2 separate regions of the Mus musculus genome follow, and region 1 is linked to region 2. A link is a loop called in an ENCODE intact Hi-C map of the cell type or tissue named here. Cell type or tissue: left cerebral cortex. All regions are shown on one strand. Links, peaks and the distances in the headings refer to the core of each region. The heading gives the core; the rest is flanking DNA.

The links. A loop is a pair of places that touch in the nucleus more often than their neighbours do. Peaks named below come from ENCODE experiments on the same cell type or tissue, not always from the same donor. Only the 100,000 strongest peaks of a DNase experiment are listed, where the experiment ranks them.
Region 1: it touches region 2 in a loop (4-fold over the local background); 11 of 42 quality-filtered maps call a loop at or near these places.

Annotation. Positions count from the first base shown.
Region 1 is chr12:72,424,791-72,431,911 of GRCm38, forward strand. Gm33487 (a long non-coding RNA gene) reads right to left here. Exons shown (of 3, transcript XR_381676.2): 1 at 4,888-7,121; 2 at 2,460-2,703; 3 at 1-42. Among named protein-coding and RNA genes, the nearest start is that of Gm33487, 4.0 kb to the right of the region's middle. In left cerebral cortex, for the core only: CTCF peaks have their summits at 3,176 and 4,221 (motif pointing left); a DNase peak (open chromatin) is centred at 3,189.
Region 2 is chr12:72,281,930-72,289,050 of GRCm38, forward strand. The region is part of intron 3 of Rtn1 (reticulon 1); the gene reads right to left. Gm52013 (a long non-coding RNA gene) reads left to right here. Exons shown (of 3, transcript XR_003950281.1): 3 at 1-1,496. Among named protein-coding and RNA genes, the nearest start is that of Gm52013, 25 kb to the left of the region's middle. In left cerebral cortex, for the core only: a CTCF peak has its summit at 3,622; DNase peaks (open chromatin) are centred at 2,808 and 3,678; H3K4me3 peaks cover 922 bases; H3K27ac peaks cover 1,561 bases.

The DNA of each region.
Region 1 (7,121 bases), core at 1,764-4,263, 140 kb after region 2:
GCTGGAGAGCATGAGGCTGGCTGGTCATGATGTATCTGCAGTCTGGAAACAAAGAAGACAAGGGAGCCTGGTCAGGACATGAAATCTCACCCCCAGTGACCCACTTCCTCCATCAAGTTCAACCTCCTCAAAATCTTACAACCTTTCAGAGAGCAACATCACCAGCTGGAAGCAAGGGTTCAAACACTTATGGGAGGTGCACCATGGGCAGTCTTGGGATTCACACTTGGTCCAAACCACCATTTTGTCTCATAACGTACATGCCTGTTGTACAGAGGTGACTGGTATACAGCAGATGCTTAACATATGAAAACTGGATTTATGAATTTATGAGAGGAGACTGTCCACCCTTTTTGAAACAGAACCTCTTTGTCGTTTGCCAGTGTGAGCAATGCCTACCCAGCCTGGGAGCTTCCAGAGACTCTCCTGTCTCCCTTCCCATTTTCCCCTAGGATTTCTGGGGTTGTGGATGCATACAGCCACATCTGGCTTTACTCGGGGTCTGAAGGTTCAAACTCAGGTCCTCATGCTTGTGTGGCAGGAGTTTTATCTATTGTACACCTTCTCAGCTCCAGACCAATACTGAATACTGGATTAAAGCAATTGTGATGCTATAGTGATTATTTTACTTTGATGATTTAGAGCTATCAATCAAGCCTGTAGACCGTGTGTGAAGAAGAAGACACTGAAGCATCACACAGGACTCACGTCAGAATCCTCAGCCTACTCCTCTGAAGGTTGACTTGAGATAAAGTCAAGATTTCCCCCAGGAACCTCTGAGTTTTGAGATATCCTCGGTCCTGGTTAAAATTGTATTTCTTCCTATAAAATAAGTGGTTAGCATTCAGCCCTCTATGCTTACTTGTGCCAGTTTCCTTCTCAAACATGGCGTCACTACTTGTGACTTGATCGTGCCTTGTTCTTCCAGTTCAGCCTCCTTTTACCTGTAAGTTTTTTTCACACTTCTCAGATACCTGAGTCACGTTCTGGCCTCCATTTCTCTCTGTTACCATGAGAGAGAAGCTCTTACACAATGGTGTTACCTTCAGTTTCAGAGATAAAAAATACCTTGACTTTCATGTTCTGTAATGCTTAGCTGTAACAAGGAATATGGTGTTGCCAATCTAGTCTGACAACATCATCAACCTGTACTGACTCTGCGTATGGTTCTACGCTTGGCTTGCACTGGCACAAACCAAGCCAGAACACCAGTCTTTCAGAAAGACCATTCTGATTTCTATGATGTTCACACATGTGAATTTAGATGTACTTTGTAACTGGCTAATTACCACGAAGTAAGTCTAACTTCCACTTAATAAAAGTTTTTTGGTGGGTCTAAAATATATATATACCTTGACAAAAGCAACTTAAGAGAAAGGGTCCTTCTAGCTGATAGTCTGACAGTCCATCACGGCAGAGGCATCAAGGCAGCAGGAGTGTGGAGCAGCTGTATGATGTAATGCATCAAGGAGCAGAGAGGGGAGTGCTTGCTGCTGCTCAGCCTCCTTTCTCTATTTACGTAGTTCAGAATCCCAGCGAGGGATGAGGATGCCAGAGGTGGCCAGGTCTTCTCATCTCAATCAATACAAGCAAGATGGCCTCCTCCTACAGACATGCCCAGAGGTTACCTCCTAGGTGAATCTAGAGTTGTCATGGTGATAGTTAACGCGAACCATCTTCAGGCATGCTACTGTCACAGATTAGAAGCTAGAAGTTGCAGATAGCTGGATCTGTTCAAGGAGGGGTGGGCACATTCTATCATGGCACACACAGAACTCGAGTCCTGGAAGTCTTGGTTGTTCTAGCCATCTCATATAAGCTTAGCATAAATGCTAGATTCTGAACAGAGTCTGGGAAAGCTGCAAGCCTTTCTAGAGGAGTAAAGATCAAATTTGAGGCAGATAACAAATCCTGAGAAATATAGTGGGAGCCATGGGATATATGTTACCCTCAGTGTGACAGAACTTGTGAAAATGAATCTATTGCCATGACTTGTTTTAAGGTTGACAATCAGTGCTTCTCATGTTAGTGAGGCAGGCACATTTGCTGCAAACTATACCCCTGGAGATGTAGCTCACACAGAATGCAGTGGTCATGGAATATTTTTCCCCCTTGGGAAAACACCGAGTGAAGCAAGCAGAGAGAAAGAGTCATGGTTACATGTCACCTGCTCAAGCTCATAGTTCTCTTGATTGCTTGAGTTGTTGCAACTTTGTAGGGTGACAGATTCAGGTAACTTCAAAACTAGTTTTATATTAGACTAGCTGCCCATGCTCAGTCATCTCCAGGGACCTCAAAATTAACCAGATTATTTTTTTTTCTTCTACTCCTTTCCAGTTGGGACCTCCACATGACAGAAATAAAACCTCAACTTTTATGAAAAAATGGGATTTCTAACTCATACCACAGCAAGTTTCCTATAGCACTGGCCTGGAGCACAGCTGGATGGGACTGTTCACCTGGGGTCGGATTCATTCTGTCTTCTGACAGGTGTGCTCCCTTCAGTGAGACGAGGGCCATTGGCTGTTCAAAACATCCATCCAACTGGCTTGCTCCAGCTGAGAACCATCTTCACGTGGGGTAGAGTGACTAGCTCATCTTATGTCACCTGGAATTTGTCCACCTTTAAAACAGAGTGCCAAGTGCCAGAGAAACTCCCAGTTCCAGACCAGACAAGAAGTTGGTCACCTCAGGTGAGATGACCTACAGAAAAGGAAAAAAAAACCCACTTTGTTATAAGAGAAAGGATAAAAGGGGGCTGAAGAAGGGGGAAACACTCCCCTTTACCTTAGCTGGGCCTATTAATTGTGAATGAAGTCCCCATTCCATTGTGCAGATTATGTTTTAAGGATAGGCCTATGCCTTCAGCCCAAGCCATCACTTTGGAGTGTTTCTTCATCATTGAACTCAAGCAGAGAGCAGGGTTTCTCTGCAGGACCTGAATACACTATCCAGGCCTTGGCCTGGCTCTGCTTGGTGGTCTTACACCTTGTGACCGTTTGGCTTTAATTCTCATACTCACCTCCGGTTCTGCTTATGTGTGTCTTAATCCTGCATTTGCTCTGGTCTTCCGGGCTTCTGCATACCACTGCTTCATCATGCTTAGATCCAGCCTGAAGTTCGCCCCCTTGGGTCTTAAGTGCAGTCACCTGCTTTCCTGCTCATGCAGCTCACTGCTGCCCCCACCTGTTCCCAGGTGGAATTCACTAGCTATTGATATTGGAGCTGAATGTGGGAGGGCTTGATACCTAGTTATAGTCAGTATCAAGCACGCGTGCGCGCACACGGCGGGGGAGTGGGGCGGCACACACACACACACACACACACACACACACACGGGGTGTGGCTCAGAGGAGTGAAGTAATTTTCCCAGATTTACAAAACTAGTCAGCTCTAAAATTACGTAGAACTCAAAATTTTGAACTCTTCCTACTGAACATGCTAATTCTATCTACTGTGGTGGGGGCACAGTAAACGTGCAACTGACAAGTTCTAAGATCCTCCCCTGTCTCTCTCTCTCTACATATCTTTGTTACCAGCACTCAGGAAGATCAAGTACATATAAAAGTACTTTTCAGGACTTTAAAAATGAATCTCAATTTCTAAGCCAAAATAGGATTTAAAGACATTTTTATATTTATTGAATTTTTTGCTTGCACATATGCATGTGCACCGTTTGCATGCCGGGTGCCCCTTGAGATCAGAATCCCCTGAGATTGCAGTTAGGATGGTTCTGAGCTATAAGGTTGGGTCTGGGAATTGAACCCAGATCCTCCAAAAGAGCCACATGCTCTTAAACACGGAGTCATCTCTCAAACCCAGAGAAGAAACAGTGTAAAATACATTGTAAAATTATGTCCTAATAACTAATCGACTAGTATCTAAGCTTTCTAAATGTATTCACTGTTAATCATGATTATTATGTCATTTTTCCTACATGAGCCTAATGCTGCTCTAAACCAGTGGTTTTCAACGGTGGCTGACATTATCAGGGCCCCTGAGTCAAAGCTGATTTGTTTCTGTTAAGACATTAGATACAAATGCAGTTTGATAAACCATGGTCTCTTTTAAGTCAACTATCTCTAATAATTTCAAAACTTGTGGCTGAAGAGATGGCTCAGTGGTTAAGAGCACTGACTGCTCTTCTAGAGGTTCTGAGTTCAAATCCCAGCAACCACATGGTGGCTCCCAAACATCTGTAATGGTATCCAACGCCCTCTTCTGGTGTGTCTGAAGACAGTTACGGTGTACTCACATACATAAAATAAGTAAATAGATCTTTATTTTTAAAAAAAAGAATTTCAAAACTGTAAAATAATGTGTATTTCATTAAAGTTTCCGTGTAGCAAATAGGGCTACTTCATGCAAATACATTATTTCATATTGACTTGTAAGATATTAGTTAGAGCAATCTTGCTTCAGCCTCTAGAGTAGATTAACTTCAGCTATATCATTATGCACTTTTTAAATTTCCAAATTTTAAATAAAATCTCTCAGTAATTTTTAAAAGTAAGAAGGAGATCCAATCCAAAGGTTTGAGGACAGTTGTTATAATCAGAAAGTCTTACCTGGCATGATGGCGCACACCTTTAATCTTAGCATTTAGGAGACAAAGGCAGGCAGATCTCTGTGAGTTCAAGCTCGACCTGGTCTATATAGTTAATGAGTTCCAGGGCAACCAGAGATACATAGTGAGATCCTGTCTCAAAAAAAAAAATGTTCTCGTTATGTGTACTAGGGGATAGCACGCAGGCCCTTCTACATGCTAGGCAAGAACTAAGGAACATCTTGGTTAAATTCTAAATTAAAAACTAATAAATGTTGTTTGGTATTCCACAAAAAAGAGAACTACATTATTGTCATCTTCAAGAATCAATAAACTCTTACTTTGAAGCATCCTTTTATAGTTCAGGCTTGAGTTCATGTGACTTGGGCTCAAATAGCACTACCGCTGTGTAGCAACTTAGTTAAGCTAAAAGGGAAAGGGAATGGAAAGAAAACCCATGATAAAATCAAGCACCACTGTTTTGAAAGACTGCAAGGATGGGCTTTTATTTCATTAAATGTCCCGCCTAGCTGGAAGGTTCTTAATGACAATCTGGAACACAGAGTCATTCGAAACAAGGGCTGCAGACAAATTATATAACCACTAGAGCTGAAGGAAAGAACGTACCAGGGAAGGGACGCCCCAAAGCTAAGCACATGCAATCTCAGGCACAGCGATCTCATGTCTCTCACCTTCCCTTCTTCCTTCTGCTCTGGACTCAAGCGAGAGCCTGCAGCACTGGGACAGAGTGGGAGCCACACTTAATGGTTAATCCCTTTGAAAGAGCTGGATATGGGAAAGATATTAGTAATTTCTCTTAAATAACTCCTATACAGGTATTGTTTTTAATTGAACTAACTTTCATTTGTAAACAGGTCTCTGTCATAAAGAAAACTGTCATTGTCTCATGCACACACTTGCTACCATTGTACCCTGTACACACTTGCTGTCATTGTACCCTGTACACAGTTGCTGCCATTGTACCATGTACACTTACTGCTTTCCAAACGTGAGACTTCTAGAGACCTGAGAGCAGATTGAAATAGATTTACATTATGGTTCATAACAGTAGCAAAATTACAGTTATGAAGTAGCAGCGAAAATAATTTTATGGTTGGGGGCCACCATAACACAAGGAACTGTATGGAAGGGCTTAAGAAGGTTGAGAACCACGAGTTTAAAGGCTGCTGATAAGCATGATGAGCCCCTAGTTGAGTCACTGGTGGCGAGAGCACAGACAGGTGGCTTAATCAGCTGAGAAAGAAAGTAGGAGTGGCAGTGAACACAGTGGCCAGAGAACACTCAGGGATCAGAGTGAGGCTGTCATGCATGCCTCCCACCAGGAATGAAAGTCTGTCCAGTTAAGAAATAAAATAAAGGGCCTGGAGGTGCCACTCAGTCCCTAGGGCTGTTTTGACAATTACTGTGCTGTACTTCTGAGATGGAGCTATTGCTGACTAAGAAGAAAAGGGTAGCACCTGAGCCCAACACGTCCCTGTTAGGCATGGTTTCTGGTTATGGTTAGTCTTCTACTTGTCCACAACTGTGATGTAATAGGAGCCATTTGATTGGCAGACACGGAGAGTTAGGTAAAATCAATCTAGACTAATGTAGAAGACAGTTCAAATCCCCTTTGCCTGTTTCATAAAAGAATAGCACACATACCAAAGCACATATGTTATCTACAAAGTCTTAATGAAAATATGGTGTTTGTGGAAAGAGAAACTCTGAAAGACATGATCGGAGCCCTCATCAGAGCCCAGCAGTGGTCTGCTTTGTTGCCCTGGATGCTGGTCTTCTGGAACTCCACACTCTCTGTCTCTCCTAAACCCCATCAGGAGAGTCTAGTGTGGTAAGCCTTGCCATTTCTGGGCCTACCTCTGGCCTCGCTATAACCACTCCAAGCCTCTCCCATGCAAGATCTTAGGTTGGTAGAAACCCAGATGGGCCCTTAACTAGTTACTTTTCTCATTGCCATGAAACATACCCGACAAACAAACTTAGAAAAGAAGCCCTGATTAGGGAAAGCTGGCTGGTCAAATTAGATCCACAGTCAAACAGAAAGCTGTCCTCATCTAACTTGGTCTGGGACTCCCCAGTCCCAAAAAAAAAAAAAAAAAAAAAAAGGATTTCCCATATTCCAGGTGGTCTTCCCTTCCCATGAAATCTTTTTGGACACTGGTTCATAGATATGCCCAGAAGTGTGTTTCCATAGCGATCCAAAACCTAGTCAAGTTTAGCAGTAGTTACCTCTGGTGCAAGGTCGAACAGTCTTCTGAGGGGGAAGTGAGGATGATTACAGGAAAGACAGAAAAGAAGAAGCAGAGACCAAATTCCTGTCAATACTGTGGCAGTCTCAGGTTTTTCTTAGGCCTTATATACTTTATAGTATCGTGGGAAACAAAGCCAGAAGCTAACAGAAATAATTTGCTCTCCCAAATGCCTCTGTTCCTTCCACCAAGGTCAACAGAATCTTCAGCCCCTCACCTTGAGCCTCACACGAACCTCCTCTTATCACTCCATGGCTCAGCAGTCAGGAAATCTGTCAACCTGCCTTGACACTTGTGTCTCTGTC
Region 2 (7,121 bases), core at 2,238-4,737:
GAGTGAACTCTACAAAGAAGAAACACAAGCAACTGAAAAGTAAACGAGAAAATATTTAGAAAGCATTAGTCATGAGTGAAATGCAAATCAAAACCACTAAGATGAGCACTATATGTATGTGTATGTGAACATGTATGTGTACGTGTGTGTGTGTGTGTAATCTGCGAGGATGAAGAGACACTAGACTCATGACACATTGTAAAATAGCGAAGCTACCTTTTTTCTTCCAGATTTCACTTCCTGAAAATCCATAATACATGGTATTAAATAAGAAAAGATGTATAAATCAGAAGACTGAAACAAAACCTAAAAAGCCTACATTTACATTGTATTGAATCTAGTTTCCTCATGACCCAGCAGGCCCACTGCTGGGTAAAAGTACATGAAAGCATGTATCCTCACAAAAATCTTCACATGAAGGCTCATGGTACAGAGTTATTCAAAATAGAAAAAAAATGGGAACAACCCATTCAAATGACTGGGTAAAAACAATGTGTTGTATCTCCTGTATGGAGTGTTAGTCGGCTGTAAGAGTGTCATATTGACACCTGCTACAAACTGATGTTTAAGAGAAAAAATAAGATACAAATAAACACATATTATTTGACTCCTATCTGAAATATACGCATAACAGGCAACTCTGAAGAACTAGAAGGCAGATTAGTGATTTGCGGGGCCTTCAAGAGAGGAGGCAGAGGAAGAGTGAGCTACAGGGCAGAGTTTCCGTCAGGAATACTGGAAATGTTACACTGTGGTGACAGGAGCGTAAATGAAGAAATAACCCGTGGACTATGGATGTCAGAATGGTGAATTTTCTGGCTTGTGGATTGTGTCTGAATAGATCTGATATAAAACAGTCACCAGCTGTAGTCTGCTGGTCCCGGTTGGTTCGAGATTCAGTCATAGCTGCCTGTTCCTTGCTCAACCCATCTGCAGAGCGACCTGAGTGGGTTCAATGCTCTCCAAGATTGTTCTCAGGACAAAAACAAAACCTCCCTCTTTGAAAAGGTGTGTTTTCACATGGACCGTGGAGATCCAGAAGTAATTGTCAGCAGCCGGAGGATTCACGTCAACACGTCTGCTGGGACAAGAGCACGACTGAATTTTACAAAAGTGTAATAGAGCCCCAGACCTTAGCACAACTGACGTCATGATGGGCGTACCATTCAGACCATAAAACTCAACGTGTAGACAGTACCACCTGCCAAAAACAAGCGTGCAGACCTACTCCATCAGAGCCCGTAGGTCCGGGGAAGTCTCTAGGTGGACTGACCCTGCTCTTCAGCTTCTGTGGCTATGCTTCTGGCTAACTGTTCTTGCTAACTGAAGTATGTCAACTCAGGATGGCGTTTTGGTGCCTAAAGGCACACCATGAGAAAGGGACTACGCTATGATAAGAACCTCTGAACATGAATCTTCACTTTAGAATCACTGCCCCCAAGAACAGCCAGACCTCTGTCAGATTCAAAGATCTACTGAAAGATTGAAAAAAAAAACTGCAAATGCCATGCGATGTTTAATGATTTTGATGTGGGCAGATTGCTCTTTCTGTCTTTGGGAGGATGAAATGAATGAGTATACAGGGTCCATCACCAGGGGAAGGGGAAACAGAAATGCTCAGAGTTTGAAACTTGCCAACACCAAAAGGCCTGTGCTCTTGAGGCTTTAGAAGCCCTGAGTTACTAGATCCTGAACACCAGCACACATCCCCACCTCACAGACTGGTTATGCAGTGGACGGAAAGCTGGCTTCTTAGTTTTAATTCAGTGTTGCCTGTGCAGACAGTAGAGATGTGATGGATGTTGGCGGTACAATCTAACTGCCAGCCACAGAGAGGCAAGAGGACTCAAGGGCACGCCAGTGGGGCAGCCAGAGAGACATCATGCTGGCCTTGTAGTTGGGGACCAGCAACACCATGGTCGGTAGGAGAGTCTGCCTCTCTGGAAAGTTGTGCCTCCAAAAAAGCACAGTATTTGATGCCAACCATGCACACTGGGCTGGGGGTAGAAAGAAATGGCTAATCAGAAAACCAGGCCCTTATTATGAATGTTCAGTGAGATGAAGTTTGTGCAGCTTTTATTGGCCAAACAAATAGTTTTCTGGTTCTATTGAGTAATATAAGACTGAAAGAAAACACTCTCTGTAGTCAAAAGAATAGGAGTGGCCTAAATCTCCTTGGTATCTGGAGTTACTGTGTTAAAAAAACACTCCTAAGAGCATACAATAAGAGGACATGCAATGCTTTTCCCTAGTCCCCAAACTCAATTTTACTTTTGCTTTCACACAGGTTACTGCAGGCTCCTGGCTTCAGGCTGGGGAGTATGAACAATCCAATACGAATGTGCAGCTTCCTCCATCCCTCCTCTCTGCCCCACTTTGTACCTGATCCCTGATGGCCTCTATGGAGGTTAAATGTTTAATTTCAGTTATACAAAGGTCTGTTGAGTTTCTCAAGCTATGCAGTAACTCCAAATGTACCACATAACAGGGAGAAGCCAGGTAGAAAACACATTTGCACCCCACCCCCCGCAGTAGTGTGTCATCATTTCAGCATCTGAAACTGGTACTCGGGCAATTGAAGCAACAATTATTTCTGTATTTGCCACCCCACCCCCAGTAAACCAAACAAATACTGTTATTACTTTTGGACAACCTAATCTCTTCCTTTGAAGTAAAGGGGAACGGGAAGAAGAACGGGATCAATATTCCACTAATAATCCCCCGGCCCCCAGATTTTGGAAGCTGTGGATAAATAAGTACAGAAAGATATGAATACAGATACGGCTCAGCTGTTGCAGTGTAAGTCAGCAACACAGAGAGGCCGGGGTAAGTGTGGCCTTCAGTGTGCCTGGAATGTTTTGTGACATCATTTTTAGCTGCATGTCTCTACCAATGTCTGGTTTCAAGGACTGGGTCTTAGTCACCTTAGGCTCCTCAGCTCCTACCCAGGAATTCCTATGTACTTGATTCAGGAATCCATGAGAGTGTGGGTATAGACACGTCTAATAACGTAAATAAAGATGAGCCTACATGACCTGCTTACAATTCTGATTGCTTGACTCTAGAACCTCCTACCACAACTACTGATAGAAATATTAGTCTTCTCATGATGTTCAGTGTTCAGATCAACTTGACTTCAAAGCTAGTAAAAGTAGGTCAAGAGAAATGAACCAGACTGCCTATACCTCTGGACTGGACTTAACTTCACACTGCCTATCACCACCTTGCTCTGAGTTATCTGGGTTCATTTGTGTGGATACATTAATCTCCTTCATGGATGGGATGTCAGGGCAGCAGACAGTCTTCCTGTTCTCCACTCCCTCCATTCCAATGTCTTCTAAAAAGCCCAGCATATACTCTGTTCTTAATAATCGTTTATTCAGTAACTTTACTGAGGTGGCAAATGTTCACCCACTGAGAGTCAGACTGCTATTTCAGATAAAGCAAAGGGACTTAGGAACACACTGACTGCTTAGTTACATCACACGCTTGCACGTGCTTCCCGAAGCTGAAGCACAAGTCTCCGGGAAAGGTGCATGGAGAGCCAAGAGAACATGATCCTTGGACAGCAGCCCCATGCGGTGATCAGTGGAAGAGTCGGCCCCATCAGTGTGCGAGGCTTGGGCTGCGTTCTACTGAGATGTTAAAAAGAAAGGGGACTTGCCGCACGGAAGCCAGATGGGCTTGAATGCCATGGAACTTACAGCAGATGGCACTCAAATATTAAGCTAACATTTGCCTATGCTCCAAGACGAGCCGTGTGAAGCTGGTTACATGATGTCTATTTAGAAACAAGCAGCAGATAGGAAAATAAATCTGGTATCGCTAAAGCTGTCTGCTAAAAGCAAACCTAGGCATTATCACCCAATGTACTTTTTGTACAAAGGAAATGTTGATATTCCTAAGGCTGAGTTAAGTCTAACGAAAACACCCAGAACAGGGCAGCAGGAGCCCACTCTCCCCGGAACCTGTTCAAAAAACAGGCTCGGTCTGATGAAGCCGTGAAAATCTGCTTCTGTGAATCCCATGGCAACAGTGGCAGTCCTCAGACAAACACTTTACAAACCAGATTTGTTTTTCTTCTTTCTAAATACCTTTGTGTGATATTTTTGGAAAATGTTGAAATACAACCGGCATTGCGTAAGGTGTAAACACACTGTTCCAAACGCTCCAGTTTTAGATCGGGTGTTTGTTAGTTTCTCACTAACCCACGGTGGTGACTCTGCTGGTAACCCTGCAGCATCCGGCTCTCTGGGGGATGCCCCAGAAAGTCTTGTCAGCTGAAAGTCAGACTCAATAACACTTACAAAGTGCAGTGGCTATCCAGTCAGAGGAGAAGATACTCTCGAGATTTATAAGCAGCGCAATGTCACAGCATATTGGCCATCCACTTTGCCTGGGTTCTTCAAGGCTTCCTCCCAGAGAAGAGGAGTCACGGAATAGTCTCTGATTTTCTCATTAAATCAGAAGTATAAAGACTATGAAATCTTGGTCACCAAAAAGTCAAGAGCAGAGCTAATAAGAGAGTCATACAACCATGTGAACAGTGAAGAATCTCATAATGATTCTCTATGTGTAAAAACTTTCCTGGTAAAAAATGTTTGTCATAGACAAAGGAGCCCTACCTAATAACCAACTAGCACACAGAGCGTTGCCCTGATTTCTGTCATCATTTAAGACACCTTTGCTCACATGCTAATTAAAATAGATCAACTGAAAGGGGGGAATTGGAAGAGTATTAGAGAAATATGACATATTTATTTAAAGTATCAATAGTTCTGAGGTTATGCAAGAAAAATGTTTCTGGTTTTGGATATGCACATTGAAACATTTCCATGATAGCAACTTTATTTTTAAAATACTTCCCCCAAAACCAATACAACCAACATGACAGGATCCTAGTGCTAAATTCTGCCAAGTTATAAATGAAAACTCATCCTGTTATTCTAATCTGTGAGTTGAAATTTTGCTTAGAGATCATTTTTAAATATCTCAATGTATAGATTATGGAGACTCATTCCAAATCATTAGTTAGAGTCAGGTATTTGAAGAGTCAGTCTTTACCTGCTACCAAAATATATATTGTTAATGGGCAGAAGTTCCTTGTCAATGCGTCTCAAATCCTGCCCATGGGCTTTAAAAAGGTGTGACGTGGGTAAAGAAGAAACAGCAAACAGTCAAGTCCTTCCAGTAGCACGCCTCCTTCCCACCGCTGAGACAAGAAGTTCTATGTGAAGCCTATTTCCTATTTGCTACATTGCACCATCCAAAGAGTGCATAGGCAAGCTTGTTTTCCATTTAAGATAACTGAAAGGGGTTTTTATGCAGACATTTTTTTATGAATGGAGTAACATTTTATGTGACAAACTCTCAAACCGTTGCTTATCTAGTCTAAAGGAGTCACCCCATATTTGTTATTGTGAAAACATTAAATCCTGCCTCACTGTTATTCAAATGTCTCGGAAATACCCGTTTACCAGAAGGTAGCAGTCCTGAAAAACAATGCAGACAAACCTTTATGTGGGAAGCTGCCTGATCTGAGGGTGATGTGCGGAGGGCAGCAACCTGGTATATGTCACACTGGATTCAAACAAGTCATTAAAGTCCTGTCTCTAAAGTTTCTACTGCCTTTTAGCTGTCTGGCTACAGCTGATAAAAACAGAGATTAGGGCTCAGGCTAAAGGTTAAGCCCAAGAAGGCAGCTGTGCCAGGTGGGCTTCACCAGATCCTGACAAAGTGGCTAATTCATACCTCTCATTGTTTGAGGGAATATGAATGATGAGGTTATCAAAGGGCAGGCTGCTGACTGGCAGGTGTGGGGCGTGGCTACCAAGGCAGAATTACATAGGCAGAGCATCAAGCCAGCCTCAGGAACACCTGGCCAGAAGGCTCATCCACCAAGGACAGCCCCCTTGCAGTCTCACATTCTCCTGGGTCCTTAAACAACCTGCAACCTGAGCATGTAGCATTTGAGGTAGTACAGAAAACACAGCCCAATTAAAAAATGGGAGTGTAATTGCTGCAATTTGTGATGTTCCAGTTCTATCAGCCTGACTACTTCAAAAGCATCACTCAGTTCATAATCTCATTACAATTGCAGAGAGGACAAAATATCTTTATCTTTATCATAGATAAGGCTTTGGAAGTTTTGGGCCAGTAAGTGATAGATGGGGATTCACACCCAAATCTGTCTTACTCTAGAACATCTATATCATTTGTCAAATCTCTATAATCACCTCAATAACAAACTTGGTTTTTAGTAAGGTTCTTCTGTATTCAGAGTACCAAAAAAAAATTATTCAGAAAGTTTTCCATTGTATGGAGGTTATAAAACTTTAGTAGATTGGCCTGTACACAAATGTTCTCCAGGTTCAGTTCAGCAAACAAACAGTTAAACGTTGGCCCACAGCGATGCCACCTTGGCTTATCAACTCCAATCTATTACTGACCACCTCCACGGAACCTCTAAAAGCATCTTTCCCTGCCAACTCCATTGCCCTTTCCAGAGCTGATCACCCCAGGGGAGTACAGCCAAGAGGCAAAGTCCTTCACCAGTAACAGCAGGTGATCTCCACACAGAGCTCTCTTTTTAATTGCTCCATTATTCTTTAACCTTTCACTAGGTATAATAACATTTAAATGGGCTTTGTGGGAAGAGCATAAACTACAAAGCACACTGGCATTCAGTGAAAGTCCACACCAGCAACTGCACCTCCTGTCTGGAGTCATCATCTGGGATTCATCTGCTCATCAAATGTTCATTGAGAAGCCACTGACTAGGAGGCTTCATGACAGACAACAGGGATACCCCAGTGAACAGAAGGCTGATCTCAAGGGTTTAGAGATAAAAGCAGTTGAGCAGGCCGTTAGGTGGTAAGTGCTGAGGAAGCTCAAACAAGAGATCAATGCACCAGAAGCGCTGGCTTTCTGCGGGCGCTCATGTATCATGACTGGTCAGGTTGATGTGGGTTCTGGCAGGCAAACCATGTTTGAGTTCCATTTCTGTTGCTATGATCAAATAACATAGCCACCACCAATTTGGGGGGCGGGGAGGTTTGTTTGACTTATAGTTCCAGTCCATTGTTCAGGGACATCAAGGTAGGAACCCAAAACCCATAGTC